2 separate regions of the Mus musculus genome follow, and region 1 is linked to region 2. Evidence: chromatin loops called from intact Hi-C (ENCODE). Cell type or tissue: left cerebral cortex. All regions are shown on one strand. Each heading gives the region's core, and the rest is flanking DNA. Links, peaks and the distances in the headings are about the cores only. Region 1 holds the start of E030018B13Rik (RIKEN cDNA E030018B13 gene). Region 2 has its middle 8.7 kb from the start of Gm39023.

Region 1 (15,969 bases), core at 3,694-11,693, 61 kb after region 2:
ATGACTGGGAAGCTAAGGCTCTGGGTTCAATTTCTAGCACCACCGCCGCTGACAATGTCAACAAGAGCGATGACTGTAGGTGAAGGGCTTCATTTCCTCGCAGAATCTTTCCTGGACAGCTTCCTGTTGCCTAAATCAGAAAAGTAAGTGAAGAAAAGACGCTCAAGTCAGTGTTTCAACAAGGTAATGTCTTTCCGAACAGCAGCACACACCTTACGCTGCCCCCACAACCCCAACAATGAGACTCAACTGTCAACTCAGGCTTCTCAGACCTTGACATAATTTGGAATCTGCCTCCAGGTCCTGGGATGGTGGGGGTGGAGTGTTCTTGCAGAGCTGTTCTGAAGACAGAAGACTCCTCCACTTGGACAACCATGGCCTATCTATCTTCTAGCATCTTTCACTGTCAGCACCATGTTCTCACAGGAGGGCCACGAAGACCACTCCATCCCACAAGGATCCAGGCCAGTGGCTGCCAAGCCTGGGCTTTGGCTAAACTTTGGGGGATTCTCAGAGCTCAGTGGGCTTCACATTCCCTGCTGACCTGAACTATACTTCTTAAGAGAACTGACTCTAGGCTTGAGCAGCCTGCTCCCTTGAGGTCTTTATAGGTTGGACAGAGCCAGACCCTGTGTAGGTTGCAAGTCCTAGCAAGTATAAGTGCAGGAACCCTAGACCACATTATACACCAAACAGCTTTCTCCAAACTGGTGAATGGACTCCAGGTTTATGCCCTTTACCATGAACCATGATAAAAACTCTTTCAGGGAAACACATAATTCCTAAATGGTAACTATGTGAGGGAGGAGCATCCTCACCGACAGCTACCCTCGCCTCCTCGGAGATCCACACTGAGACCCACTCACAGATGTCGATGTCCAGCAACAGACAGCTATTCTCCTTCTACCATGGCATGGACTATAGACCTATGTGTTGAATGGGCACCTTGGAGCCTGTTCTCTCACTGGTCTGCTTTTTCTAGCCTGCAAGGACTAAGAACTAAGAACTCAGCCGGGCAGTGGTGGTGCACGCCTTTAACCCCAGCACTTGGGAGGCAGAGGCAAGTGGATTTCTGAGCTCAAGGCTAGCCTGGTCTATAGAGTGAGTGCCAGGACTACACAGAGAAACCCTGTCTGGAAAAACCAAAAAAGAGCAGAGGCTGCATGTAGTAGTGTCTCTAAGACCTAGGATGACTGAAGGTCAGAGCCCCTGTTCCCAGGACATCGCAGGATGAAGAGCGCACCATCTAGGTCACAGCTCAGTGAAGGCTGCTATCACCATCCAGCAGCTTTAAGAATGCTATGAGTACTTGCGATTCAGTCAGGAATACAAGGCTGATCACATCCTACCATCTACCTTCATGTAGAAGTCCAGGGAGTATTGAATTAATCTGCTTTTGATGAACTTAGTAGTTAGACTCAAGTTCACATTGGTAGGGTAGCTGTGACCCCACCTCCCAATGGACTATGTCTGCCCAGCAGAAACAGCCTTCGAGCAGTTCCAAGGACTTAGGCCACACGCGTAACAGCATACATAGGCCTGCCAACACCCACTTGTATAGCAGCTCCCTGGGTCCCTCTTTCTCCAGCCATCAGCATGTTTCCTCTCTAGTGCTGTGGGGTCCAGACGAAGCACAACCCTCACACTTAAGCAGCAGAAACTCTAGGACTATAAGGGGTAAGGTAATATAGAGCAAAGGCCAAGACCTGGCAGGGGACCAGCATGAGCACAGCATGAGATGCTCTGGCGTCTCCCTGTGTCCCACTGCTACCATACAAGATACAGGATTCCACACGGGGGAAGGTGGCTGTGGGTCCATCTGGAGTTCTGGGAAGAGCATCACAGGCCAGACAATGATGTAATATTGTAACATATTACAAATCCAGTTTCCACTTCCTCTCCCTAAATGGGTGGCAGAAGCATTTCCCAAGGGGTCTAGTATTCCCCAAGATGAAGTAACAGAGCTGTGGTCCTGAAGAGAGGCAGAGTGCAGGAAAAGTCCTATGAAGAGGAGCAACAGGCAGACCCAAGAAGACACAGAATCTAACCCTACCCCCATCATCTATGCCACCTGATTCGACAAACACTGCACACACTGTGTCTCCTCCCAAAATCCATGTTGAAATCTTCTCATGGAACACGATGGCACAAGGGGGCTGAAACCTCTGACGTGAATTAGTTTTCATAATTGGGATAGAAGAGTGCACCCTCTGACACTGAACTTGAAGCTGACATGAACTTGGCCTTCCGGCCTCTAGAAGGTCCTTCTGTTCTCAAGACTTCTGGTCCACGCACGGCATATGACAAGCAGCCCAAAAGATGAAGTCTAGAAATGGTCCATGCTAAAACTAACTCAGTCAACTGAGGGTCCTGAATAAAGAGATGGAGGCCAGAGATGCAGACCGTGGAGATTTGAGTAAGTATGGTCCCCACAGCTCATGTGTTTGAATGCTTAGTCATCAGTGGGTGGCAGGATTTGAAAAGGATGAAGAGGTGTGCCCTTCGGGCAAGAACTGGGGGTGGGATCTGAGGTTTCAAAAGCCCACGTCAGGCCCAGAGAGTCCCTCTCTGCTTACGGAATCAGGATGCAGAACTCTCAACTACTTCTTCAGGACTATGTCTGCCTATCTGCCTTCACCGTCCTCACCATAGTGATAATGGACTAACCTCTGAAACTGTAAGTAAGCCCCCAATTAAATGTTTCCTTTTCTAAGAGTTGCCGAGGTCATGGAGTCTCTTCATAGCAACAGAACAGTGACCAAGACACAGGCTGAGCAAGCATGACACATGACTCCTCTAACGCATGCAGTTCTCTGTGGCCAGAGCAGGCACTCACACCTGTGCAGTGACTGCCAGCCAAGATATGGCTGATAACAAAGGCTACCTGTCCCTGGGCCGTTTATTCCTAAGTCTTCAGTGAGAACAAGGCCAAGCAGCTCGCTCTCCTCCCTTGGGTGCATCTTCTGGGGCTGCTGAATTTCTTCTTTGAACATTTCTGTATCAGTAAAATGGTCTGCAGTAACCTATCACTTTCTGTAAAAACGTGTGTGTGTGTGTGTGTGTGTGTGTGTGTGTGTGTGTGTGTGTGTGCTTGCTTGCTATTCCTGTTGCTGCTCTTGTCTGGAACACACAAGTTGAGCTGGCAGCACGCCCTCTGTGTTCTGCTGTCAAGTCGATGTACAATGTGCCTCGGGGTAAATGGGGTGGTACAGGCACCTGCTGCTCCATGTGCTTCTGCAGTGAACTTTCGTTTGGACTTTATCCCATGCAGGTCATTCTGGCAAGAAAGGCAAGTGTCCGCCCCAGCCCCATGCTTGACTTGAATAGAGCCAGGGATTACCCTTTCCTGAGTCACCAGCAAGAGAGCTCCAGTGTGGGTCTTGTCCCCAGCTTCCAGACACTAATATGCCCAGAGAAAACAAGAAGCAGCCTCCCGGGTGAGGGAGAGCCACAGAGTGGAACAGAGGCCAGGCTCTAAGTGTGCGGGGCATGACTGAGAACCATGCCTTTCCTTCTTGTGCTGAGGACCAATGCTATCCTTGGGGGCTGGTAACCAGGAAAAGCATACACACTCATACTCTACTAAACTGTATGAAAACACAGAGGTGGCAACACCCCACAACACCCATGCTGCACAGGGTTCCAGATGCCTGGAGGGAGCAGAGAGATTTGAGTCCTTCAAGATACCCTTGGGTGGTGATCACAAATGCCTGTGGCCACTTCTTCCCTTGGCCTCCCAAGTCATGCTGTCATCTACCTGTCCCATCTCAGCCTTTCATGCTGATGGGACTCTGGTGCAGATCTCTCCTCTCTCAGAAGTTATCACTTAATCCACAGACCAGGATCACATACCACCAGAGTCAAGGCACTGTGCGTGGCCAGTCTCCTGAGGTACGCCCTGTTATAAATGGCTGCCCTGGCCTTGTACCCCCAGGATGTCTATCTCTGGGGGCTGAAACGTTTCTAACTCCCTCATTTCCACAGCCACAGATGCTGATGGCAGCAATTCCCATAGTGCACTAGTCCAGTGGGTCTCACAAAAGAAGTAGGTAGCCTTGGTGTGCCCAGGTAGTTCCCAGGGTGCATACAGAAGCCTTTTCCTCATAGGGCTAGTTCTGCTGACAGAGCTCTGTGAGGACACTTTCTGATTCCTCGAGAGTGGCCACATCCCAACAGAGCTCACTCCTCAAGCCCTTACATCCTCCTACCCGTTGTGTGCTGTCACAGGTCCAGGGGACAGGGACCAAGCTCCCACTCTTGCCTGCCTAATAGCACAGCCTATTCCTATTGCAGCCCCACCCCACCCCACCCCCCACCCCGCCAACCCTGAACCCCAGGATGCATCTTTCCTTGGATAAACCTTGGTGTTTATACAGAACCATCGTGGGGTCTGGCCAGCCCATAGTGGGTGCTCTGGCTGAACTCCCACTCTCCTCCTTTAGAACAAGAAGGGAGGAGCATACATATCCAACCAGCAGCTGCTCACTGTACCCAGCGGTGGGCAGGACTGCAACTGGAATCCTCTCCTGTGGGTTGTCACGTGTCTTCTTTGGACCATAGAGCAAGGATCTGATATGACCGACAGTGTGTTCAGCACTCACGCAGGGTGTGCAGGTGCACATGAAGCAGAAGGCTACCCAGCGGAGTGGTCCTGCATCACATCGGTCAGTGGTGATGGCTCTCAGGCCCAACAGAGCACATGCTCAACAGATGAGGTCTACCCATTTGGGCACACCAGAAGCCAGTGTGGTAAGAAAGGGGCCACAGTGTGGGGTCAGGAGGCCCCAGAGCAGCTCACACCCAGGTTTTCTCAACCATGTCCACAACACACATTCGCTGAAGGATTTTCAGTCTCAGGATATGATCTGGTGACACACTTCCCTCCCCCACAGCTCACAGCTTGCCCTCAAGCACACCAAAGCCACTTGGGCCTAGACCTGCCCCACCCCAACAACACTTTAGCCAGGCACCTCCCTCAGGGAAGAGGGAGGTCCCTAGGAGGCTGGCCAAGGGGGCCGGAGAAAGAACATGAGCTTCCCAGAAGTGCCCTCAGGTATCCCAATCCTCAGGACAGAAGAACCAGACAAGCCAGAGCCCTCACAACATTCAGGGACAAGGAGAAGAACCTCATGTCACTTACCCAGCACTTCCTAATCATACCCCACAAAGGCACTTACTTACAGTCACGCTCAGCAAGTGTCACTGGTCAGAACTGCCCCCACCCCTCTCTCTACTTTACTCCCTTGACCCTACCCATCACCTCTCTCCCCAAGCACAGGGCTTCTCCCAGGATGAAGGACAAACTAAGAAGGAACAGAAGGGAGTTAGAAAGCACTGGCCTCATACCTCCACAGTTCACACCCAGCCCAGCAACCATCCTGAACTTCCCTGAAGCATCATGGGCAGAAGAAGAGGGACACTGAGAGGCTCTCGGCCGGGACACCTCAGCCTCTTCTTGGGTGGGTTACCTAGGCTTCTCTACCTTCACTCCACCTAGCTAGCTGCCTTCCCCTACACATCAAGACCAGGGAGGACCCTACAATACCTTACAATACCATGGCCACTTGACCATGGTAATGTATAAGGAGAAGAGAACCAAGCAGAACAACAACAAAAAAGTACCCCCAAAATATCCATGGTCTCCATTTTGTGTCAACTGCTCCTGAGCATGAGGCCTCCCTGGAGTGTGGTTGATACATCCAGTGATAACCTTCTAACCTTCTAGTAATTTCCTTTGCCAGCAAGTATCAATTGCAATAGCTTCTTCATTAGGAGTATTTTGTATCCATTTGTATCCATGCTGGGATTTTGTCTGGTTTGAATTCCAGCAGCAGGTCTTATGCATGCTAACAGTCTCTGTGAGTTCATTGTTTGGATTCTTTCTTGACAGAGGAGGGAGGGAGAGACAGAGAGGGAGAGGGAGAGGGAACAAGTTGGTAGACGGGAAAGTAGGGAGGCTCAGGGAAGAGTTGAGGAGGGAAAAGACAATTATCAAAATACATAAATTAAAAAACCCAAATAGTTAAATAAATAAATAAATAAATAAATAATAAATAAGCAAGCCAGGCAGAGGGAACTGAGGCTCAGCTCCTAAGTGAATTCCTGCCCGTAAGCAATAGGGCAAAAACAAGGCCACTACCTCACAGGTACCAAGTGCCCATGGGCTGGAAAGTACTGTTGGGTGTGTGTCTTAAGGCTGAGGAAGATTCATCAGACTAAAGGCATCCTTGAAAGCCAGGCTCTTTATACATAGTACTTTATTTATTGACCACTGACCAAAGCAACATGTGGCTCACAGGTCTCTGAGGGCAATGCAAGCTACCTCACATAAAGGAAATGGGAACCAGCCACACACAACCCACGGGCTGAGTGGGCTGGGCACGAGACCATTCCCAAGCTAAGACTGTTCAGGGGACTAGCCTCAGCACCTCCCAAGCCTACTAAGAAGGCTAGGTTGGATAATACTATGTACTGGAGTCAAGGGTACATGTAAGCTACCTACACACTTGGGCCTCTCTAGGAAGGCCTTCTAGGGGTACCTCTGCCAGAAGGTGCACAGCCATTCTGTCTTACATGGTATGATAGCAGAGCCTGAGCCCAACACTTAGCCATTTTTTTCCTGTAGTTGTAAACTGTCTCCTACCAATGAGATGTAGGTTGAGCTTCTATAGACCAGGGTGGAGGCTCATGGGTAGGTATCTGGTCTTTACTGGGACAAATTAGCACCAGACTCCAAGGGTCTCCACAGAAATCCCTACTGGTCTTCATGTCTTCCCATTTTCCTTCTTATTGCTAGGCACAAAGATGGAGGCAAGTCCTAGAACAGCACATGGCCTAGGTACACACAGTACATGGGCAGAGATGGGAGGCTTCCTGGAACACAGAGTACATCTCTTATACATCTGTTCTAACAGCCCCCAAGCTTTGCTTTCTACTTACTCCATGGTCTTCAGGACATCCAAATGTGGTCAATTAAACCGCCTCGCCACTGGATCTTCCAGGATGGTTCTGAGTAGACGCCTAAGCAGTACATCCTGTATAGGGTATAGGACAGCCCCTAAAGGGGATCAGATGCCCTACCCACCCACTCCCCAAAAAAGGGGGGGGGGAAGAGAGAGAGAGAGAGAGAGAGAGAGAGAGAGAGAGAGAGAGAGCGCGAGCAGTCAGGGAGGGAGGGAGGGAAAGAGACTGTTCTAAAGACCACAGGAACAGAACTCAGAAATGCATGGCAGCAGCATGCTCTGTCTAAGCAGGGCCTTGCGCAGGCAGAAGGTCAAGCTACCTCATGTTCCCCAACAAATAGGTTCTCCACAGGGGCAACATTCTTAGGTATCATACCTCGGGAGCAATCAGATACAAGGGGAAAGGCAAGCCATGTTCTTATTTATAATCAGTCAACATGCTCACCTCAGACCACACAGGAAGCATTTTCATGCCAAATACACTAACGGGAAGATGCCGAGAAGACAGGAAAGAGGTAGAAAGGGTGGTTCACAGCTGAGAAGCCAACCTCAAAAATGCTTCCAGGCTTCCCTTTAGGAAACAATTGTTGCATTTGCAAATAGAGTTGCTCCCCCCCCCCCAAAGAAAATTAAGCATGGGGTGACGGAGCGTGGGGGAGGGGAGCATGGGGGTGGTAGGAGGCTAAAGCTGGCAAAAGTAATCACTTCTGAAAAGAATGCCTGCTGAAGCCAGAGCAGCCCAGGGAGGTCACAGATAGAGCAGCCGGTCTTCTGTGTCCTAATAGGCTCCCTATGCCACTCATGTCCATGCACTGACAGCAGGCCTGTCCCAGGAGTCCACAGAAATACTGGGTATGTGTCTACAAACAGCATGTCTGAGCCTTCAGACTATGAAGGTACAAAATCGGCCATGACACCTGGATGGTGCTAGTTTCCCTGTAGAACAGGCTAACACCCTTGCTCAAGACTTCTGGAAAGTATAGCCCAGAGCACATCTGGACTCGGGACTGTTTCTCTTTGGGTGGGGACACTTTGCAAGGCTGGCATTGCTGCCACCTCCTATGAAACTGTCTGAAACTACAGACCTGGTGTGGGCTACTGGCCTTCAGCCCACTAAGCCTTATCCAAGCCGTTCACCTTGAGGTTTCAGATTATCTGCTCCTGATAAATTAGTCCAACTGAATACAATTAACTGAACTTGGGAGGTCTTGGTTACCTAGCAACAAATGAGATGGGGCTGACACTCCCTAATCTGAACCCAGTTTAATACTAGCTAGGAGGTCTCCATAGCAATCCAAGGATGCTCATGGAAGCTTGCAGTTCTTTCTGCTGTAGTTAGGTCCTTCAGAGAAGGTTATGGGGATCTATGGGCATGACAAGCAGCAGAACCATCTGGGCATCCATGAGCAAAACTGCAGGGCTATTAAAGAGAAGGCTCAGTAGTTCAGAGCACATGCTGCTCTTACAGATGAGGGAGGTTCAGTTCCCAACACTGAAATCGTGGCTCACCACTGTCTATAACTCCAGCTCTAGGGGATCTGAAGCCCTCTTTTGGCCTTGGAATGTACTGCACTCACATGGTGAACTTACAAGCAAAAGAGTTACATTAAAAACTTCCAGGACAATTCAGGGTGTGGTATCTCCCAGCACTTGGGAGACAGAGGCAGATTTCTATGTGTTCAAGGCCAGCCAGGTCTACAAAGGGAGTCCTGGACAGCCATGGCTGGTTACATTCAGAAACCCTGATTTGAAAAACAAACAAAAACACCAAAAGCCAAAAAAAAAAAGAAAAAAAAAAAAAAAACCCCTTCAGTACATGAAATTCTGCTTTATCAGGCAACATCCATGCACGCAGGCAGGGGTGGGTAGGTGCCACAGGGTGCCTAAGCACAAACCCTCTTGGACATTTGAGTCATTTTCTCTTCTGCTCTTCAGAGGTCATCATGACCAGACAGACTGGAACTAAGGATGAAAACTCAGGGTGGTGTTCAGCCCGCTTGTACTTCAAGGCCAAGGCTCCTTACTAATGAGCTATAGTATCTTTGTTTACACAATAAGGTATTATCAAACAGAATGCATTCCTCAAAGCAAAATAGCACAATGGGTAAGGACACCTGTCACCAAGCCTGGTAAGCTGAGTTTGATCTCTGGAATCCACATGGTAGAGAGAACTCACTCCCCCGGGATGTCCTCTGACCTCCACGTACATGTATGCTGTGGGATGTGCACGTGTGCATGCACACACACACAAAAGTAAATGTAAGAGCAACTTTTAAAAAAATGAAACACCAAGAGGTTTTTAAAGAAGGGCACTAAAGCACGCCATCTATGAAGTCAAACCTCACACAGCTGGCCAGGGACAGAGACAGCAACACCACTGGGCCTTATAGACAACACAACAAAAGTCTCGTGTCCATGCTTTAGGGTCTTCACCACCCCTCGTTGCAATGGTAAAAACTCTAGTTGGTTTTTAACACAATAAAATAAATTCTGGAAAACAAAAAAACCCAAAAACCTCAATTCTGCAAACATCCTTAAAAAGATAACCCTTGGTCATATTAGCAGGACCATGTCTAAGTTACACAGAGTGGGGTGGGAAGGTACTCTCAGTGATGGGGACACCAGGCAGCTCTCTACTCAGGGGCTAGGCCAGGCCTCTTGCTGAAGGCCAGCTGCTGCTCCCTAGTGAAAGCAGGAGGAGCTGGCATGTTTAGACAGGGGAAGCAAAGGCAGCCCTGAATCTGAAATCAGGGCAGCCAATCTGGACATTCCTCTGGTGCTGGGTTGGGGGCCTGCCACATGTGACAACTCTTAACGGCTACTGCAGAGAGTTGCTTTCCTGGCAGGTCCACACTGAAAATGGAATAAACAGCCCATAAAACAATCCAGCCCCCTTGACATACATAAACCACGAGACTGACACTACACAACCGTAAGGGGAGCCTCAATGGATAAACCATCCACCAGGTGACCTAGACCAACATTTCTGGCCAGAAAAGTGAATGAATGCGCTTCCCAGCTTACTCACCAGGCTCTTTGTTGGGGCAAGGATATATAAGGTGACCTGTCGGAGAAGAGACCCTGGCAAAACAGGAGGCCATGGGAACCTGCTGCTGAATCTACTCATGGGCTGGCCATTCCCACAGGGACACTCCCATCAACAGCCAAGCATGTGGGCAGGAGAGCCTGGCCAGGTGCAGCTGACCCAGGCTGCCAGACTGCCTGCAAGAACAGTTAGAGTTTAACAGCAAACATAATCCTCACTGGCATGGCTGAGGTGTAAAACCAGTTCACACCCTAGACTCCTCCAGGAAGACTGGCTCTGGGCAGGAAGGTAGGTGGCCCCCGGGCTCTGGAAGCTCCACTTATGGGCATCTGAGAAGAGAAACAGCTCCCCAAAATTTTCCATGGAACTTAATCAGCCTCAAAGCCAATAAATCCTGGTGTGGTGTTTACGTAAGCGCTCCTAGCCTCTGGCCCTCAGCCAGTACTCCGAAGCCTACGCTGTGCCAGCTGTCGGCAGTGGGGTGCCCTCTCTGCTGCCCCCACCCTGCCTCACCAACCTAAAAGAAAGTCAATGAATCACAGAAATGTTCCTCCTATAAAAGGAATATAAATGTTTATTAAGAAATTATGGGAACCAGGTCAGGCATTTTGCAATCTTAGTCATACTAGCTAATTAAAAAAAAAAAAAAAATCAAAATAGAAACCCATCTTAGAAACTTGAGACAATGAAAGCTTCTCCAGCCAAGGAGCCCTTGGATCCCAGACTCAGCTTGGTTGTCAAGGCAACTCAGTATTTACCTCCAGTTCTGCTGTGTAGGAGGACCCTGGCTGGGACCAGGAACAGCCAACCAAGCCACCTCCTCCCCAACACCACAGAGGATAGGTGCCAGGGTGTCCCCAGAGAGCGGAAGGAGGAAGCCACAGCTTCCTTCATGGCTACGCAGTCGTCTCCCCTGCATAGCTACCTACAGCACAAAGGAGAGGCGCCCACATTCTCCTTCCTTCAGTCCCCTGTGCCCCGGGGTTCCTTGGGGGTTGGAAACCACTGAAGGCAAGTTAGAACCAGCTTGGGTCCAAAGTACAAAGAGGAAATTAAGGGTGGATGTGCCCAGACTGCACCCTCAGCTGGACAGCCCATGCCCACACTCAGTACCCACCCAGGCTCCACATCTGTGAGGAGACCTGAAGGGATGGAGGGCAGAGTCCCTTGTGCTTAACTACGGGTCCCTCTCTACATCCCGAGGACAGCCCTGTTGGCACAGTCACGCCCAGCATACTACTCCCTCCTCCTCAGCTCTTGCAGGGCATCAGGCTTTCTGAAAGGCTCATGGCACTACAGCAACAAACACTCCTGCTACAGCCTGTATACCTACAGGACAGCTTATGGCTAACTTCCATCCAAGGGAGCAACTGTCCTATGTGCTGGCTGAATGGCTCGTATGTGTGCACGCATCCATACACACCCACATAAACTCTTTCTTCCAAGCCGAGCTCCACGGGTAATTTAACAAATGAGTTCATAACACTGGATCATAATTCAGGCCATGAGCCAGATGTGGGAGTGAAGAGCTATAATTCTAGCTCTTCGAGAGGCTGGGGCAGGAGAACCCTAAGTTCCAGCACAGCCCAGGAAACTTAACGAGATTACTGACAGAGGAAAATAGCTGGGGCTCAGTGGAAAAAGTACTTGCCTAGCATATATAAAACCTGGGATGCCATCTCTAGTAAGGGGATACTACTTATTATGACAGAGTAGAAGAATGGGGACAGGAAAATAAAGGCTGAAGTTTTTCAAAAGCTAGAGTGTGGGCTTAAGAGTGATACAATTAGACAAAGCAAAATGCCTATCCACAGGACAGGCCACATCAGAACCTAGTCTTGCAGGCCTGGCAGTTCGGGAAAACCAGCTTTCTGATTGCTAACATGGCAGAACCGTGCCAGTGCAGGTAACACCCTGACTGTTCTCTTTCAGAGAGCCACATCCCTCCACAAAGCCTGGCAGGCACACAGCCTTGACATATGGACATTCTACAAAGCCCAGGGCTCACACAGAAGACACTGTGTGTTGTATCAGGCCAAGTAGCAAAGGGGGTTGGGGGTGGAGGACACTCTGGAAAAGATGATAGTTCAAAGTCCCTGTGTGTCCCAGGTGCTGCCAGGGGCTGATAGTCAGAAACAGCAGATTAGAGAAAATCTTCCTGAGAACCTAAGGCAGTCCGAGGGTCCTAAAGACCACCTACATGTTGCAGGTCACTCAGCAAACCTGGTAGGGGAGGAGCATGGGAGAAACATGTAGGTACCATCACCACTAAGGTGGGGTGGAAGCAAGAACAAGGAGATCGGAGAGGCATGGGTCAAGACAATGGAGAAGGAAAAAAAAAAAATTTAAGCCGTGCAGTGGTGGAGCACTTGGGAGGCAGATTTGAGTTCGAGGCCAGCCTGGTCTACAGAGTGAGTTCCAGGATAGCCAGGGCTACATAGAGAAACCCTGTCTGGGGGGCGGGGTGGGAGGGTGGGGGGTGGGGGGAGGTAGACAATGGAGAGCTGCTAAGGACTAGACTACAGTCAACACATCCTCATGTGACTGGCCACTATGTAATTAACTTAGGCTCACCATCCTTGTTCAAACAACATGTCTGGGGCTTGTGGTTGGAAAGAAGCCCAGGTTCACCCTTGGTGCCAATCTTCTGAGCACACACCTCAGTGCCCCTCGAACAACACCCAGGAGCGTGGTCTGTGGGTACAAGTCTCCGTCCTCTTTCCTAGCACTTCTTCACAACCCTCTTGCCTACTTCCCAAGCCAAGCAAGCTCCCTTTGTTCACTCTCTTCCCCAGTCCTATGTGTGTGTTTAGTGTGTGTGTGCTCGCGCACACGCGCGTGCATGCGCATACATGGGGTGCAAGTGCACATGGGCATCTGGGGAGACACAAGGTTGTTGACTCTGGCTGATACTTTCCACATTTTAAAAAATTAATTTATTTTATGTATATGAGTACATCATGGCTCTCTTCGGACACACCAGAAGAGGGCATCAGGTCTCGTTACAGATGGTTATGAGGCACGTTGAACTCAGGACTCTGGAAGAGCAGTCCGTGCTCTTAACCGCTGAGCCATCTCTCCAGCCCTCTACTTTTATTTTTGGGACAGACTCTCATTGATTCAGCTAGGCTGGCCAGCCAATGAGCTTCAGGGGTCCTCTCGTCTCCACTCCCATTCCCCACGCCACCCCCAGCTAGGAAGGGTTGGGGTTACCTCCACAGCTTTTCCCACAGGTTCTGTGTGGGACCTCTATCAAGTGAGCCATTTCCCAGTCCTGTTCTCTTTCTTACAGTTAAGAACAACAGGGGTCAAAGAAGGAATTCACAGCAGTAGGACACTCCTGCTGTTATTGCAGGCCTGATACATACTCTGGTATGGCTGAAAAACAACTTTAAGGATTCCCTAAAGCTACCTGCAACCTAGAGAACTTCCCAGAAGGCTTGTTCCTTGCAAAGGCTGCACCCTTCCCTAGCAAGGATGCCAGCCTCCGTAAGAAGAGCTTATCTGCCTTGGGATCCCACATGTGAAACCCAAGGACCCATCAGGCCCACAAACCTGAGGATTGCTGCTGTATCCAAGGTTCTCCTCACTGTAAGAAAAGAGCTAGACTGGGGAAGGCCCACATACCTATAAATGTTAACTACTGGCTCTCCAAAAAGCAAATAGGGGGCCCTGTTTTGGGTCTCAACTTGATGTGTGCTGTCAACATGGTTGGGACAAGGTAACCCTCTGTGAAATCTCTAACTGCCGTCAAACTTACTTCCACAGGCGACCAACCAGTGCCAAAGCTCTACTTTTAGAAGTCCCTTCAAGAGAGGAACCCAGGATGCTGGGCGTGGTGGCACACGCTTTTAATTCCAGCACTCGGGAGGCAGAGGCAGGCGGATTTCTGAGTTCGAGGCCAGCTTGGTCTACAAAGTGAGTTTCAAGACAGCCAGGGCTACACAGAGAAACCCTGTCTCGAAAAACCAAAAAGAGAGAGAGAGAGAGAGAGAGAGAGAGAGAGAGAGAGAGAGAGAGAGAGAGAGAGAGAGAGAGAGAGAGAGAGAGAGAGAGAGAGAGAGAGAGAGAGAGAGAGAGAGAGAGAGAGAGAGAGAGAGAGAGAGGAACCCAGGGCTGGTGAGATGGCTCAGCGGTTAAGAGCGCCTATTGCTCTTCCAAAGGTCCTGAGTTCAAATCCCAGCAACCACATGGTGGCTCACAACCATCCGTAATGAAATCTGATGCCCTCTTCTAGAGTGTCTGAAGACAGCTACAGTGTACTTACATATAATAAATAAATAAATATTAAAAAAAAAAAAGAGAGAGAGAGAGAGAGAGAGGAACCCAGGGAAGGCCCTGAGCCACTGACTCCTTGGCAAGTGGCTTTTTTAACTTGGGGATCAAACAGAGCCTCGCTCTACAAGTGTTCTATACTGAGCCATACACCCGAGACCTGATAAGTGTCTTTTAATTTGGGTCCCCATGTCTTGCTCTTCCATGATGCACCCTGGGTTTGGCTCTAAGGAGATAAGCTGCTCCCCCACACCTCTGTGTCAGAAGGACAAGGACATTTAATCTAGGGTTTCAAGCCTCAGGGCTTTTCTAAGCAGGTCACCTTGGGACAGACTGGCCAATGGCCACGGAGTGTAGCCAAGTTCCTGGTTAGCAAGTGTTTTTGTGTTTCAAAAAAAAAAAAAAAAAAAAAAAAAAAACGAGAACAATAAACAGATGCCCACCCCCACCCCTGGGGGAAAAATTCTCTGGAAGCATGTTCTTCTTGGTTTGGTTTGTTTGTAGCAAAGCTACAAAGGAGGGGCTTGTCTAGACCATAATACCGTGCCAGGTTCCACCAAATGTGCATGTATAACATACATACACACGTGCCCACACTAGCACAAACACCCACACAGTGCCTTCCTCAGCCCTTCCTCAGGAGTAATACTGGAAGGACAGAAGGTACAACAGCCAGCCACATGTCAGAGAAAGCTGGGCACAGACACCAGCACGCAGGAGAAGCCTGAGTTTAGGGCAAGCCCAAGCTGATTAGCAAGACCCCTTCTAGATAGATAGATAGATAGATAGATAGACCGTCAGACAGACAGACAGACAGACAGATAGGCAGGTTAGCTAAACAGCAAGATCCCACTTGGATGGATGGATGGCTCTAGAAAGAAATAGAAAAATATCCAATCAAATGAGGGCAGATTGGGCAGATGGACACCTCCTTACCACACAGCCCTATTCCCAAGTAAGGCAACCTTATACCTCTACCAAGAGCAAGACTCCTAAAAATCTCATCCACAGTTGTTGGGGCCGTAGGTGGACCCCAAAATATAACTCAGAAGTAGAAAGCGGAGTATTCCTATAGCCAGCATACTCTAGCTCTGAATGCCTGGCACAGATACTACTACATTTACGTGGGTCTTGGGGGTTCTATTGTGATAAAGCACCACAAGCAAGGCAGCTTTTAGAAGAATAAATTTGGGGGTTTCTATTTCCTGAGGATTAGATTCCATAATGGTGGGGACAGAACGTAGCAGACATGGTGGCTGAAGCTAGAAGCTGAGCGCTGAGGGCTCACACCTCAAACCACAAACAGGAAGCCGAGAAAGCAAACTCAAAATGGTGCCTGTCTTTAAACTCTCAAGGCCTTCCCCCCAGTGACATACTTCCCTAGCAAGGCCACACCCCCTAAGCTTCTCCAAATGGCACTAACTACTATGGACCAAGTATTCAAATGCCAGAGAGTATGGGAACATTTATCATTCAAATTTTCACAACATGTGTACATGTATGTGGGTTTACATGTATGTAGACAAACATTCAAGGAATAAAGGCAGAGCTTTGAATGAATGGTCATTATTCTGGCTTCCAACAAGCACCTTTTATACCCAATCTAATCCTGCTAGGAAGACCCAACAGTTGAGGTTCGGCTCCCTATTACATTGGCCTATGACAATGGCTGCATCCTTCTACATT
Region 2 (15,969 bases), core at 3,944-11,943:
CCGCAGTTTTGTTACAGCCTTGGCTCCCAACGCGTGGTTCCATGTTACACAGTGCTGAGTGAAGGATTTGACATGAGTTGGTTCAGTGTTGAAAAGAGAAGCTGGGGGGGTTGCTCAAGCTTGTAATGCTGACACTCAGGAGGTAGAGACAGGAGGATGGAAGTTCAACGTCATCTTCCCAAGCTCTACTACACAAAGAGTATAAGACCGTCGTGGGTTACATGAGACACTGCCGAACAAACCAACCAGGAAAGGATGCTTAGATGGCTCAGTGGGTAAAGGCGCTTGCCACCAAACCTGACCACCTCATTTCAATCTTTGAGATCCACGGGGTAGAAGAAAACAGACTCCCAAAAGTCGTCCTCTGACCTTTATCTGTGTTCTGTGGCATGCACACGTCCCACCCTTCAAAAAGTTAATAAATAAAAAAAAATTTCAAAAACTTATTTGTTTCTTTTCAATTTTTGTTTTATGTGTATGAGTTGTTTGCCTGCATGTATATGCACATTCAGACATGCACGCATACATACATGTATATATACATAGGTATGCCTATGGACCACACGTGTGCTTAGTACCCCCAAAAGCAATAAGCAGAAGACCAGGTGTTCTTAACCCCTGAGCTATCTCTCCAAAGGAAGATGTTCCATCATTTGCCTGTGAAATGCATGATGTCTTTGTTTTTTAATAGCTGAATAGTATTGCATTATGTAGATGTACCACATTTTCTCTACCATTCTTCCATTGAGGGGCATCTAGGTTGTTTCTAGTTGCTGGCTATTTTAAGTAAAGCTGCTATAGAGCAAGTTTCTTTGTGAGATGTTGGAGCATCTTCTGGGTATATGCCCAGGAGTGGTATAGCTGGGTCTTGAGGTATTCCTAATTTTCTGAGAAAACACCAAATTGATGTCCAAAGTGGTTGTACAAGTTACTGGCTCAACTCCAGACCCATTCCATGGGCAAGCACCAATCCCTGACACTACTAATGATACTCTGTTATGCTCAAAGACAGGAATCTAGCATGGCTGTTCTCTGAGAGGTTCCACTCAGCAGCTGACTCAGACAGATGCTCCACACACAGCTAAACAGTGGCTGGAGCTTGAGAACTATTATGGGAGAGTAGGGGGAAGGATTGAGTGTCCCGAAGGGGACAGGAACTCTTCAGGAAGAGTGCAACAGAGTCCAACAGCTCTGGACCCTTGGAGCTCTCATAGATTGAACCACCAACCAAAGAGCATAGAGGAGCTGGACCTAGACCTCCCTGTACATATGTACCAGATGTGCAGCTTGCTTGGTCTTCATGAGGGACACGAACAACAGGAGCGGGGGGTGGGGGGGATATGCCAAAAACCGTTGCCTGTCTGTGGAATATGTTCTTCTACACAGGCTGCCTTGTCTGGCCTCAGTGGGAGAGGATGATGCTCAGTGGGAGAGGATGAACCTAGCACTGCAGAGACTTTGGGGTGGGGGGACTCCTATCAGAGAAGGGGAGGGATAGAGGAAAAGACTGTAGGAGGGAGGAACCAGGAGAGGTGGCAGTGAGTGGGATATAAAGTGAAAAAATAAAATAAAATAAAATAAAATAAAATAAAAAGAGGAACACACCTACCTCTAGGCAGACCACATTTCCCAGAGCCCGAAGAACCCTTGGAGTCTTCTAGAAATCCCCGTCCCCACATGGGTCTGAACATTCTGCTGAGAGGTGGACCAGGGCCCTGCCTCTGGAATTAGGCAGCTGCCATCCTCGGGTAGGCAATCCTGACACCAGCTGCCTGTGGGTGAAACTGCTTCTGCCTGGAGCTGCTGGGACATTCCCATTGACTGCAGCTCCTAGGTGTGAGGAGGCTCAACCTTACCATGTGGAAGGCTAGGGCTACCCAGAGCAAGGGCATCCATTAGCATGGTGAGCCCTCCATCTCTGAGCCTCTGTGCCTGGCTCCGCCTTCTTGCAGGTAGTTCCTGCAGAGCCGCCACGGGATCCCTGCTTCAAGGCAAGCAGGCCCAATTTTTAAATTTTTTTGTTGTGTGGAAAGATTTTTTGATCTGGATGCATCAACTGGCTAGAAGGTTTGTGCTCCTCACCAACATGACTGTGCCACCCAGCAGGGGGCAGCAGACAGACCCAGTGGACAATAGTGAAAAGAGCAAAACTCTGCAGGTCAGAAGAGGTGGGGTTTAATTGCCCTTGGGAGCTGGCACAGTATCTCCTTTGGACAAGTCACCTAATGGTGTCACTTAAATGATGGCCATGTCACACTGCCCTGTAGGTGCTAGGCAGGGAGTCTGGGTCGGCCATTCATCCCCCCCCTCTGCTATAGCAGAAGAAGATGCGATGCATCTTTAGCACCATTCACCATGGTTCTATCGGACTAGAAAGTTCACGGTGAGCATCCCGAATCAGAAGACCCCAAATCCACAATGGGCTAAAATCAAAGCTAGTCACGACGGTACACATTTGTATGATTCCTTACTGCAGAACTAGATGAGATAGGAAGATCGTGTCAGGCCATCTTGTCTAAAACAGAGGGGAATGCTGGGAGATGTCTCTGTGGGTAGAATGTTCCCATTCATACAAGAGGACCCCAGACCGCATCTGCAATCCTCAAGCCCCGCCCCCCAGAGAGATGACAGGCAGACTCTCAAGCAGTCCCTGGGCAGACTAGCCTGGTATGCTGTATGGAGAGCGAACAACAGAGATCCTGCTTCAAACAAGGTAGAAGGCAATGTCTCCTGTCTTACATACACACGTGAACACACATGTGCATGCACTTCTCAGCCATCCCCAGGTAAAATGCAGGCCTGAAAGTGAAGGTGGGCCTTTTTCCCATCCCCCACCCCCAGCCTGGATGCCTGCACTCCCTGGATTCCTGAAGTCCTTGGAAGTAGCAAAGCCCAAAGGCTGAGCCTCATGAAGGCTCAAGCAGAGAGGAGGAGGAGGGGTTGGAAGGAGAGAGTAGGACCCATGTCTGGCAGGCTCTAAAATTAAGGGTTCTGGGTTCCCTCTTGGTCCTGAACCTCTTGATGTCTGCTTCTGTGATTCCCCCAGCATCAAGGATGCTATCCTGGAGATCTGATTCACCCCCACCTTAGGCAGCTCACTGTAGATCCCCTGAATGAAGGACATAGTCTCAGTTCAAAGGAGACTACAGAGGCTTGACTGCATAGAGTCGAAGGGCCTGTGAGAGCATAAGGCAGGGAGATGTGAAGCCCAGTGTGACAGGCTCTCAGCCCCTCCTCGTGGTCCCTGTGGACACAAAGCCCCTGAGTTACAGAACCTGCCTCCCAGTGGCTAGTGCTCCTGTGCCCCTCCAAGGACAGCATTCTGGTGCTTCTACCCACCCAGTGTGAGCCAGCTCTGACTCAGGGCACACCCAGCGCTGGAAGGCAGCACAGGTTCCAGCGCCCCCGGACCTCCTCTAGGAATGAAAGAAACAGGCCTGGGCCTGGAGCAGTGGGTGTCAAGGTATCACCGGGCCCCTGCGTGGGCCTGATGGCTGTGGGAATCTGAGGGGATTATGCGGTGGTTTGGCAATGTTGAAAGGCAGACTCCACGCCCACTAAATCCTTTGGAGCAGAGGAGCCCTTGTTTTCAGGTGAGTTCAGTTCCGAAGGGGGTGGACACACACACACACAGCCTAGCTGGGGCTTCTTATAGTTGCATCTGTTCCTGATCGCCTGAGGTGACTAGTGGCACTCTCTAAAGAAAAACAGGGTGAGGACCTCCATAGCCAGGGTTGACTACCCAGGCAAGGATGAGCTGTTGGTGCCATCTTCAATGAAAAGCCACCTGGTGACATCACCAGTCCTTGGAGTAGATCAAAGGGAACCATATGGATGGCACCCAGCTGCCAGGGCTGCCAGCTCTTCCAGCCCAGGAATGCCTGGGGCTGCCTGGATAGGAAAACTGGAAATGGTACCTGCCTGCCCACCGCCTCTTATTTGTAAGCCACAGGCAGCCTTAGCCTCCTACTTAGACTCTCCAGGGCCAATGGTCCTGTTCTAACACCAACACACACTCTTCGCAGGCTGTGGTTGTGGTGCTGCGGCTCAAAAACCAAGGTGTTTAGAGAGATCTAGAAGCGACAAAGGCCCCAAAGCCCTGGAACAAGGTACTGTAAATGAGCATGGATGAACACTGAGGGACAGACCCACAGACAGAGCATCTCCCAGATACCCACCACTCCTTTCACAGTACCAAAAGGTCAACAGCTGGCTAGGTTTGGCTGCCTCTTCCACCATGCCTTCAAACAGCAGACAGTTCATATGGTCTATTACATCTCCTGCACAGCCCCGTCCCTTGGCTTAGTGGGTTCCCCTGATGTGATGGCGGGCCCCTGAGGACTCTCAGGGCCATAGGCAGGTGGGAAAATAGAGAGCGTGCAAAGCAGCAGCAATTACAGGCTCCACCCTGAGATGGGGCACTTTGTGGTGGGAACCTGTCCAGGCAAAGGACTTATCCGAGAGATCAGGCAAATTACTGGGTAGCCATCAGAGTGGAGCCTAGGCACAGACGTGTGTGCAACAGACACCTCATTAGTCTAATTATGGGCTCCCGGGCCCACTGGTACTACGCAGATGGAGGAAAACTTGAGGTCAGCCAAGAGAACAGCACCAAGGTGATGCTTTCCTCAGAAGGCTAGTTTGCCCTAGCTCCTCAGGCTGAGGTCCACCCCAGAAAGATGGGAGAAATGGAGGGGATGAGACCTCGTCACTTTAGAAGTCGACAGACTCCACACCTGCTCATGTGCTCTGCGTCCTTCTACTCCATCTGCAACCCTCATCCGTCGGCATTCAGGATTGCCAGGAGATGCTGGCCACTAGATACGGTCCATAAAAAAATGGTGATAGGACTGGAGAGATGCCAATTAAGGGCACTGATTGCTTCCAGAGAACATTAGTCGTATCCCAGAAAAGATGGCTCAAAACCGTCTGTCACTCCGGTTCGGAAAGATCAAGTACCCTTAGTTGGCAACAGACACGCTTGCGGGCAAAACACCCATACACGGAGAATATTTTAATTTTAAAAATTAAAACGGTGTCAAAGGTGCACAAAGGTCAGCCTTGTACTGCACATACGTTAGCTCCTCTAGAGTTATAAACAAATGCATTTATTTCATAAATGAGAGAAGAGTGCCTGACGATGTTAAGTGATTTGTTAGTAGCTCTTGGAGCTAGAAAATCAAGACTTTGCCCTAAACTAGCAGCAGGCCCAGGAACCACCCACCACCGAAGAGCTGGTGGGAAGTGGCTCCGGGAAACAGCTCGCTCCTCCCTCAAGAGATGACGTCACGGGGCCCCGCCCGTTTTAAAGCCGCTGAGTCCCTTTGGTTGTTGTAGGGAGAAGGGTTGGGTTCCTCTGCTTCTGAGATCCGGTACCCATCTCCTACGCTCTCGGGCTAAGAAGGGCACAGCACGCCTCTGTAGGCTTGAACACCTGTCCCTAACTGCTTTCGGGCTCGGTACACTACCTGCCACAACCATACAGCAAGACCACAGGGGCCGTCTACCGCACGTGTGGGGACCGGGAGGAACCCCTGGGTCACTCTGCCCTCCACGTGAGGTCCAAAGTCTCTAACAGAAACCCCTCCACTGTACCTGCCTCCCCTCCCCTCCTGACATTCCTAAATCGGCTTGAAGAGGCTGACTGTGACCCGGTGTACTTCCTTTCCTAGCAATCACCTCACCCTGCCCTCTCCTGGCCCGGCACTCTCCAGGACAGGGACATCTGGACAGGACTAAGGACCCAGCTCCACTTCCAGGAAGGCCCATTAGACTGTAACAAGGCCAAAGGGGTGTCCAGGACAAAGAGCCTTGTCAGAGGCCCATAGGCACTCTGGGTACTTAAAACAAAACAGACAAACAAAAACAAACAAACAAACAAACAAAAACAGTTCTGAGGTTGTTTTTTGTTTTGTTGTTGGTTTTTTTTTTTTTTTTTAGGAGGAGGCATGTCAAGGTCACCCCACCCCAAACTACACCCAACAGGCTCAACTGGCCTTGCCCACGCTCCTTTCTTTCTTCCTGAAAGAAAGGGAAAAGGCATAGAGTTAGTTTATAACATTAAGTGTCAGAAGCAGCACCCAGCACCCAGGAAACACTGTAGCTCCTTCCTGGGTTTGTAAAATCAGAATGTGTGTTCAGCAAGCTGCCCAAAGGATGCTGATGCAGCCATGTATGGGACCCCCTGGCTCCTGAATTCCATCTCCATCCCCGAGGCCTGTCTTCTTTTCCTCCTGAGCCCTGCAACCCAAGGGCTTCTCCCACCAAGAACTGCTACAATGGTTCCCAGTAACTCTTTTGCCTGTACACACCAGCTAACCTTGAATGTCCTGTCTAAATGTTCCCCTCCAGAGTATAGGGTCTTAGGTATGCAGGAATACAGGCTCAGACCCCTTCTAAAGCGGGCTCACAATCAGGCTGTGTCTCAGATTAGTCTCCCTGCCTCCATTCCTTAACGTTCAAAGGTGGCAGAAGCTCTGAGATGAAGCAGACCAGGAGACTGCCACCCTGGCCCACCAGACCCAGAATGCCAGGCAGCTTCTATAGTGCAGACCCAGATCTGCCTTCACAAGCCACTGCCTGGGAGCCATGACCTTCTTTCCAGTTTCACCTTTAATACCTATGTGGGCAGGACCCCCAGGCCCGCTCCCACCAGCATGCTTCAGTGTGAACCAAGCCATCGAGGTGCCCGCTTTCCTGAAGTCCCTGACCCTCTCTGTGTCCAGTGTCCCCTGATAGATCTCCCCTTTGCTTCTGAAACCCACAGACCTTGGTCCTTTCCCTCTGCTTCCCCTTCCCTTCCCCTGAGCCCTCTATTGGGCTCCTGTATCTTTGTGCCTCCTCCCTTGGAATAATACTTACTGTCCCTGAGTCACCCTGAGGGCTACTTACTCTATTTTTGCCACTATAACAAAATAACTGAAACTGGATAGATGATAAATAATTGGGGGGGGGGGGGTGCTGGAAAGATGGCTCATCCATTAAAAGCACTGGCTGCTTGCTTTTCCAAAGGTCCGGAGTTCAATTCCCAGGAACCACATAATGGCTTACAACCATCTGTAATGGGATCTGATGCCCTCTTCTGGTGTGTCTGAAGACAGCGACAGTGTACTCATAAATAAAATAAATAAATATTTTAAAAAAATTGAGGGTTATCCACTGTATTAGTCAGGGTTCTCTAGAGTCACAGGACTTATGGAATGTTTCTCTATATTAAGGGAATTTATTGTGATAATTTATAGTCTATAGTCCAACTAACCCAACAATAATCAGTTGGGAAGTTGCTCAAGCCCATGAAGCTAGTTGTTTCAGCTGGTCTTCTGTAGAAGTATATTCCACCAGATGTGCTGTCAAGTAAACGCAAGCAAAGAAGAGTGAGTCTTCCAAAGTCCTTATGTAGGTCTCCTGTAGAAGGTGTGGCCCAGAGTAAAGGTGTGTACTACCACGCCTGGATCTGGCACTTGCTTTGTCCCAGGCTCACCTTGAACTCAGAGATCTCCTTGCCTCAGTATCCTGGGCCTAAGCTTTTCATGGCCACTGTGCCTCACTCAGGATGTCCATGCCAAGATCCAGATCAGAAGCTTGTATCTTGTAGCCTCAAGATCTGGATCACAGGTGAGCCCTCCAATTCTGGATTATAGTTCATTCCAGATATCATATAATTTGACAACCAGGAATAGCCATTACATCCACCTTTCAGTTCTCAAGGCTAGAAAGTACCGGAGCATGGCGTTAGCATTTGGTGAAGGCTAGCTTGCTGCACCATCGCATGGTAGGGCATCCTCATGAGAGAAGAGCGACTAGCTTGGTTCTCTCTTCCTCTCTTTGTAAGGCCACTAATGGGGGCCACACCCTCATGACTTCATCTCGCCCTCGTTACCTTCCAGAGAGCCCACCTCCAAACAACCCTGGCAGGAATTTTTCCACCTGATCTGTCCTGGAGACAGCCCTTTGGACCATGGCAAGGACTGATCCCACACTCGCTGACAATGCACCTTCTTTACCTACCCTCCCAGCCATGGCCACGGGTCTAGGCTGAGGTTTCATGAGTCATGGGCCCCAGCTTTCCTTCTGATAAGCTGTGTTATCCAGGTAAGTTAGTGAGCCTAGGTATTCTCACTAGAGGCCAGTGATTCCCACACGACCCGTGTGTTCCATGAGTGTGTCCTGATCACCTACAAAGGTAGCAGAAAACTTCCACATGGGAGGCAGTAGGGTACACAGATGTAAGAGGAAACTCTCGCCGCGAGAAGATAAATGCATGGCAGCCAACTAGGCATTTAGGGCACAGGCCTTAAGTCCCAGCACTCAGGATTCAGAGGTAGAACGATGAGGAATCGAAGATCATCCTTAACTACATAGAGTTACAAGCTAGGCTGTGCTACAGGAGATCCTGTCTCAAAAGCAAAAAATAGTGTGATGGTTAATGAATATTAGCAGCTTAACAGGGTCTAGAACCAGCTTGGAGGCAAGCCTGTGGGGGACTGGCTTTGTTAGGTTAGCGTCTGGAGGTACTTTCCAGGGCTTGGTTAAAGCTTGAAGAGCCACTTTGAATGTGGTGGTCTGGGGGCTTGGACTGCATAAAAAGGAGAACGGGAGCTGGGCACAAGCATCACTCTCTGCATTGTGATTGCAGATGCACTGTGACCAGCCACCTCCTGCTCCATTTCCCCATGACCAACCGGCTCAAAACTGTGAACAAAAACACATGTTTCTTTTTGTTGTGTTTTGTTTTGTTTTGTTTTGTTTTGAGACAGGGTTTCTCTGTATAGCCCTGGCTGTCCTGGAACTCACTATGTAGACAGGCTGGCCTCGAACTCAGAAATCCGCCCGTCTCTGCCTCCCGAGTGCTGGGATTAAAGGCGTGTGCCACCACGCCCAGCAAACACATGCTTCTTTAAGTTGCTTATGTTGAGGGTTTGGTCCAATGTAGTGAGAATTTTGACTTCTTAAAAAACAAAACAAAAACAAGGGCTGGAGAGATGGCTCAGAGTTAGTGCACTGATGACTGCTCTTCCAGAGGTCCTGAGTTCAATTCCCAGCAACACATGGTGGCTCACAACCATCTGTCATGGGATCTGATGCCCTCTTCTGGTGTGTCTGAAGACAACTACAGTATACTCATATGCGTTAAATAAATAAATAAATAAATAAATCTTTTTTAAAAAACACAAATATTATGGGTATATGTTTTTGTTTTAATTCAGGTGTGGGGATATGGGGCTGTTTCACAGCAGGTGACTATGATTTGACTAATGCTTTTAGCAGAGGCATGGTTTTGCTAGCTACAGATAGTTTCTATGATGTCTGGAATTCTGGGGCTTCGAAAGAAGGTTGGCCAGTTGGTAGTTGATTGCTGTTGTTTGCTGTAGTCCTGCGCAAAGGGATGAGAAGAAATTAGATTTCCTGTCTGCAAAGTTCAAACTTGCTCCAAGAAACTTGACTCCCTAATCTGCAGGAAGTAGTCAAACGATATTGCGACCCACTTTCCCCTCTACCCTTGTTTCTCTCCTACCTAGTGTTAGGGGGTTGAAAGGGTGGAAGAAGAGAGGTGGAGAAGGATAGAAGAAAAAAAGAACTCACAAAGTAGCCAAAAGTCCGGTTACAGTCCCAGCGATGACAAGAATCGTAACTAGCCCAACCAGTTAAACAAACCAACAGCCACAGAAAGCTGTTGACTGATAGGAAAGGAAGGGAAGAAGCCCCAGGCTCACCTATGAGGTCAAAGGCCTCTGCTGAGCAGGGGAAAGGTGAAGAGCAGTCAGCAAGGTGGGGGAGTGTTCTGAGGGAGGAAGCTGCTTCCTAGTGCAGTCTCTACCACAAGCCAGGAGGCTGGGTGGGAGTAAGAAAGGAGACAGACAAACCTGTCCTCAGAGGGTCTTGTACCTGTGTGCTCAGGACGTGAGGGATGGGTGTCATTCTGAGCTGTGGGAATAGGCTATGGGTGACATTTATAAATGATCCCTTCATCTGTCCTACCATCAGACTTAAGGCCCAGCTAGAGCAGCTGTGGTGGTACATACCTGTAATCCTGGCACTTGGAGGGTAGAGGCCAGCCAGGGCCACCTGAGCCTCTGTTTCAAAAGGCCCAAAACAAAAACAGACAGGCTGCTGTGACCAAGTCAGCCTGGGGTCTCCCTAGCCCAGGAGCCTGAGTCCCAGCCCAAATCCCTGACACCTCACTCCAACATGTTTATTCCACTTTGGTATCTTCAGAGGGATATGTGCGCACGATTCTGACCTGATTGTATTTAGCATCAAAGATTTTGTGAATATATCAGTCATTAAAATTATAACCATAAAGGCTAAGTTCTTCCTTAATCTTTTAAACTCAACCTACCAAATGTTTTTGCTTTATAAAGCCTTGCTCACCTGTGTCACACTGATGCTGGTCCAAGAGCAATGTCCAAGGAGCGCATGGTACGTAGCATTTGTGCTGTGCAAACCTTTTTTTGGTTTTTCAAGACAGGGTTTCTCTATGAAGCCTTGGCTGTCCTGGAACTCACTCTGTAGACCAGGCTGGCCTCGAACTCAGAAATCTGCCTGCCTCTGCCTCCTGAGTGCTGGGATTAAAGGCGTGTTCTACCATGCCCGGCTATGAGCCAGACTGTCTTAAGCAAGACACACATGTTACGTTTAGCACAGTTAAATGGAGGCTTTTTGCTCATTGCTGGAGAACCATTCTATGACTTTGACAACATTCTCAGCTGACATAGTGCCTAAAACTCTAGCAACCCATCCAGCCTCTAGCCAGAGGCTGAGCCATCTCAATTGTTCTGTTGTTCTTCCTATCCTATATGGCAGGAGAGGGGTTACAAGTCACCCTGGCAGTCCACTACAGAAGTTTGCAACTCTACTTAAAAGTCCCTGGACCATCTCCCAACCCTCCTGTCAGCTGAGACAGCAGGTGGTTAACGTCCTCTGGATGGCTCTTTCCCTCCTAGGGACACTGTCTGCAGCTGCTTTACAGTGCTAGTCTGAGTTCTGGTCATTTGTTCCTAACAGGCAGCATCGTCACGAGTATCTGGGTATCTGAGAATACTCAGGGCAGATGAACAGCAGCAGGGACAGGATGGCAAGATGCTCCAGAGTCTCTGTGGGTCCCTAATACATAGCTCTGGGTTCAAGTCCTGCTCACCAGTCCTCTTGGAGACACATTCTAGTGAAACTACAGGATCCAGTGCTTTGAAAATCACCCTGCATCCACTCCCACACTTCTGCATGTTAGGCTGGAGGCCTGAATGGTATCTCTTCCACTCCAGTCTATTGTGAGGCTTGGGGATCAGTGGAGTATTCTGCATACCCAGGCAGGTGAGAGTGTGGGGAAGGACATTCATGCATGCAGAACAGGAGCTGTGGGATAGGAGAGCAGAGGCTGTCCTCCAAGGCTGGGCACAGGATGGAGAGACATGATGGTTGGTTCCCAAGACAGATGCCCAGGGCCAGTAGACCATGCCGCAAGACAGGAGAGCTGGTAAGGTTGAAGCAGGTTCAAAACCAGAGGGAATCTCACACTTGAGAACAGTAGGCATGGAACCAGCTCCCTGCTAAGCTCTACCTGTGCTAAAACACATAACTAGGACACCCCCATTGAGAGGGCCATGACAATCAGTGACATAGGGACAACACCTGAAGTCCTTCCCCATGCAATAGAGCACCCCTAACATCTCAGGCTGAACCAATGGGAAGAATTTACCCTTGGATCCCATCCTACCCCCAAAATATTTATAAGGTCCCTATCCACGTGAAATAAAGGGCAGGAGTTGTTTCACCGAGGATTGACTGAGAGTAGATGTTTTATTGAGCTGTAACATTCTGGGGAGGAGTTTTCTCTCCTGAAGCATTCATTGCTGGACCTCAGATCCACACAGGAGGCTGGGTTTTCGCCCTCTGCCTGCAGCTGTGCCCACCGCAGCTCACCTGCTACTGCTGCCATTAGCAGAGATGCTGTGACAGTAGCGGGGAAAATCTGTGGCCATCTGCCCTCATGAGATTCCCTTTGGAGAGCTGTACCATCTTGGCTATTCTGGCCAGACCAAAGCCCACTGGAACGGTTTGTTCTGAGCCACAGATCCTCAGACTTGTCTCCCCTGAGTGGCTTGCTGGTGGTGTTCAGGCACCCCAGCAACTAGGCAGACATGCAGCAATGGCTCTTAAGTGTCAAAAGGAAGGTGAGGGGGTCCCTCAACAATGACCCTGAGATTAGGATGCTGGATCTACTGCCATCCAGAAACATAACGTGCAGGACTCTCACCCAGTTTTCAATTAATCTTATTAGGCTATTTTTTTATATATATTACTAAGTACAACTTGATATTAAAACTGTAGATAAAGTGCAGGCCTCCACATTCAGGGGGAAAAAAATAGATCAAAGCCACAGTAAGGATCATTTTCTATCCACTAGGGTGACACTTCAAAAGAGTGGGCCACAGAAGGTGCTGGGTAGCATGAGGAGGGCAGGACCCCACAGACACTGTTCATGGGGTGGGAACGGATCAGGTAGAAACTGTCTGGGAACTCTTCACACAGAGTTACCACATGACCCAGTAAGTCCATGCCCAGGTATGTACATAGGGAGTGAACTGTGCCCACACAAACGTGCGCCAGGAACTTTCTCACAATTCCACTCCTAACAGCCCCAGCAGAAAACAACCCAACACCCACCAGTTACTCTGTGTATTCTTTTTAACTGTATGACCACGCAAACATGATCATTGGGCCATAAAGAAGGATGAGGTTCTAATGTGCTACCACTGGATGACCCTGGCAATGTGTTACTCAGCAGCAGCCAGACACTCAAGGACACATTCTAGGATTCCACTGTAATACTCAGAGAGGCAAATCCAGGGAGGTACACAGGGTGCTAACTGAAGCATGCATGGTTTTCTTCTGCGTGTGTTCTATAGTGATGGTTGTGTCTGTGAAAATGCTGAAATGCACAGAGATACATACATAAGATGGTTGAATTATTACCATGCTCTTTTAGTTTACTCTCTATTGCTGTGACAGAACCTTCTGACCAGAAGCGTCTTGGGGAGAAAAGGGTTTATTTGGCTTACAGTTCCTTGTCACAGTCCATTATCAAGGGAAGCCAAGGCAGGAACTTAAGCAGAGACCTTGAAGGAAAGGAACACTGCCTCCCAGTTTGCTTTCCAGCGGCTTGCTCAGTTATCTTTATTCTATAGCCCAAGCCCACCTGACAAGCCCCTATGTGCATGTAAGGAGTCGGCTGGAATAGTGCTACATCACCAGAAGAACTTTCCTTCCCAGCGGCCATCAGCTGCCCATAGCTCTCCAGCTAGGGGTGGAGCCTTGAGTGCCTCCCAACACACACACACACGCACACGCACACGCACACGCACACGCACACGCACACGCACGCACGCATGCACGCACGCATGCGCATTGGAGAATGTTGCCTGGCTTGATCTTAATCTTGACCTTCCATTCTCTTCCCTTTCCTTTAACTTAATATATCCTCAGATGTGCCAAATCTTCACTGTTGTGTTTTTTATTGTTATCTGAGGCTTGAACCAGGGCCTTCATGCTTGACAAAGCTCTACCAATGAGCTATATCCACAGCTGTTGTTACCCCTTTGATGACACACAGTATTTCATAATGGAGAAGTTCTCCCATACCCTAGGCAGGATCTTGAGGCGACGACACCTCTCAGACCAGAAAGAGTCCACTCTCTGCAGAGGTGGATCCAAGTTCTCATCCTTTCATTCCCCCAGACTGTTTATTTCTTATACTTCGGTGTAGAAACCCAGGAAGGACTTCCTTATGGATCCAACGAAACCAGGACCCTTGCTCCACCAGGTTCTTTTCTCCACCTCTTTTTATAAAAGTCACTTTCACTATCCTCTAATTGTCATTTCCAAGGCTTGCTGCCTCTGTCTGCTAACCCAGGCCTAGTCCTGGAAGCTTCTAGCTTCTGTACAATTTTATCTAGGCCTAGATTTTTTTTTTCAGCCTCTGAGACTTGCTGTTGAATAAGTTCACCCTTTCTAGTTCTTTCTGAAGTCTGGCTGGCTGGCCATCTAAGCTGTTCTGTCTCAAAATTCCCCATACCAACTGATTCAAACTGGCTTCTTTCAGCTTCTCCTGAATTCTCCCTTTGGCCTCATACTACCTTGGGCAGTCTGTTCCAACCTTCTGGCTCCTTCTGGTTCTCTGGCTTGTTCTGTCTTCTCCTGGGTCTAGCTTGTTCTTTCTCTGCAACCTGTTTCTGAATAGTTGTCCTGGTAAAAACTGCCCTCTCTCCTCCCTCTGCACTGCTCTCTTCAGTAGCCTCTCGTTTCTGTTCTCGTGAGAGTGGGGCAGATCCTATTCGGTCAAATCTTCCTCTGACTTGTCACTTTGTCTTCCTTTCAATTTGGCATCACTTTCAAACATGGGTGCTTCCTTCTACAAACTAACTTTAACTTCATTGTTTGGGATTAAAGGTGTGTGCTAAGAGTGTCTGTAGCCATAATGCTGGATTAAACTCCCTCTACAATCTCCCATTTCCTTTCTTCTTAATCTTCTGAAAGCCACTGTGTCCTCTGTTACTCTGTGGTAAACCCACTCTCTCAATTGTCCTCTAGCCCCACTTCCGGCCACACATACCACCGCCATTCTCCCTCGTGAGCACACAAGTAGGGGCTTCATGATCCCCACAGTGCCTGAGGACTTCAACTTAGTTTTGGGGGAGGGGGTCCTGGGAGGAGACAGGTTTCTTCCCAAATATTCCCTTGGGAATATCTGAGAAACTCTTGGAAACTTTGTTCTGTGATATTTCCAGATTTGAAGGATGCCTCAAGCAAGAAACTAGCTCCCATTGTTCAGACCTATATCGTGAGTAACAGTCTCTCTATACCCAAAGAGAGGCCTTTGGCCTATCATCATATATATTCAAACAACTGCATTTCAATTTTGGATCTTCATCTGAATCAAGATCTCCCCTTGATAACTGAAAGTGCTGGCCTAAATTTGTTATGTTGGACCGCACCATCTTGCAGGACCTCAACTCCTCCCTCCAATGGAATAGTAAATAGAGTTCCTTATCTCTAAGCCTCCTTTGATGTCTGCTCCCCTCCTGCTCCACAGCAGGGGTGGGGGGGTGGGGGGGTGGTACTAGATCTAATTCCTAAACCTAATCCCCTAGAGCTTATCTGTCAGATAAGCTCCCTCTCTGTCTAACTTTATCAGCTGCGCCACAACCACCCCATCTCTCTATATATACATGGCCTCCTTCCTCCATCCCTCTGTCCCCACAATCTATCCTCCTTGACCTCGGAGGCCCTCTCTGTGCCCCATGAGCAAATGCTGGCTCATCAATCCCTTTTCCTGTGCCACAAAAGGCCCCACTGAGATCTGGGATTTCTTCCTTCCTGAGCAACCATCTACAATATGGTCTCTGATAGGCCAGAACCAGCCCGAGGCTTGAGGAACATGCTGAAGCAGAAACGGTGAGGGGAGGAGCAGAACATAGGTTCTGTTAGCAAACTGTGAGTACTACTCATGCAGAAGCCGGCTCTGAAAATGGGATTTGGCCCTCCCATTTGAAACCCAAACACGGTTATCTCAAAATATCCCCCAAACCCTGCTCTCAATCAGGCTAGGCACTGATTCTGTGACAAGGAAAAGAGAGCAACAACAGCCCAATAGTAAAGGACAGCTAATGTGCAAACCATCTCCAGCATAGGTTACTAGTTATCTCATGATATGGAGACGTCTGTAGTAAAAGCATCTAATGGGTTCTGGAAAGGACAGGCAGGACTTTTTATCAATAACTCCAATTTGAGAGTTCTGACAGGGCTTCCTTAGCCACTTTCTAGAGGAGGCTGTAGGTGTGTCACTACATACAAGGCCATCTTTATATTAATAGCCAAAATGATGCTGCTTGTATCTGCTACATACACTAGTTTAAAAGCATAGTTCTGGCTGATGATTTTGTGTGCTGTACAAAGACTGTCTTGTGTTTTCTG

What was found. Peaks named below come from ENCODE experiments on the same cell type or tissue, not always from the same donor. Only the 100,000 strongest peaks of a DNase experiment are listed, where the experiment ranks them.
Region 1: a loop joins it to region 2, with 4 times the contacts of the local background. A loop is called at or near these places in 20 of 42 quality-filtered maps.

What each region holds. Positions count from the first base shown.
Region 1 is chr7:63,914,680-63,930,648 of GRCm38, forward strand. The region is part of intron 1 of Klf13 (Kruppel-like factor 13); the gene reads right to left. It overlaps E030018B13Rik (RIKEN cDNA E030018B13 gene), which reads left to right and starts at 2,178. Exons shown (of 3, transcript NM_001256311.1): 1 at 2,178-2,416; 2 at 4,561-4,749; 3 at 5,274-5,860. The coding sequence starts at 2,383. The coding sequence ends at 5,392. In left cerebral cortex, for the core only: CTCF peaks have their summits at 8,522 (motif pointing left), 9,672 and 10,489; DNase peaks (open chromatin) are centred at 9,711, 10,416, 10,796 and 11,407; H3K4me3 peaks cover 541 bases; H3K27ac peaks cover 4,415 bases.
Region 2 is chr7:63,853,384-63,869,352 of GRCm38, forward strand. No RefSeq gene overlaps it. Among named protein-coding and RNA genes, the nearest start is that of Gm39023, 8.7 kb to the left of the region's middle. In left cerebral cortex, for the core only: a CTCF peak has its summit at 7,106 (motif pointing left); a DNase peak (open chromatin) is centred at 5,281; H3K4me3 peaks cover 768 bases; H3K27ac peaks cover 486 bases.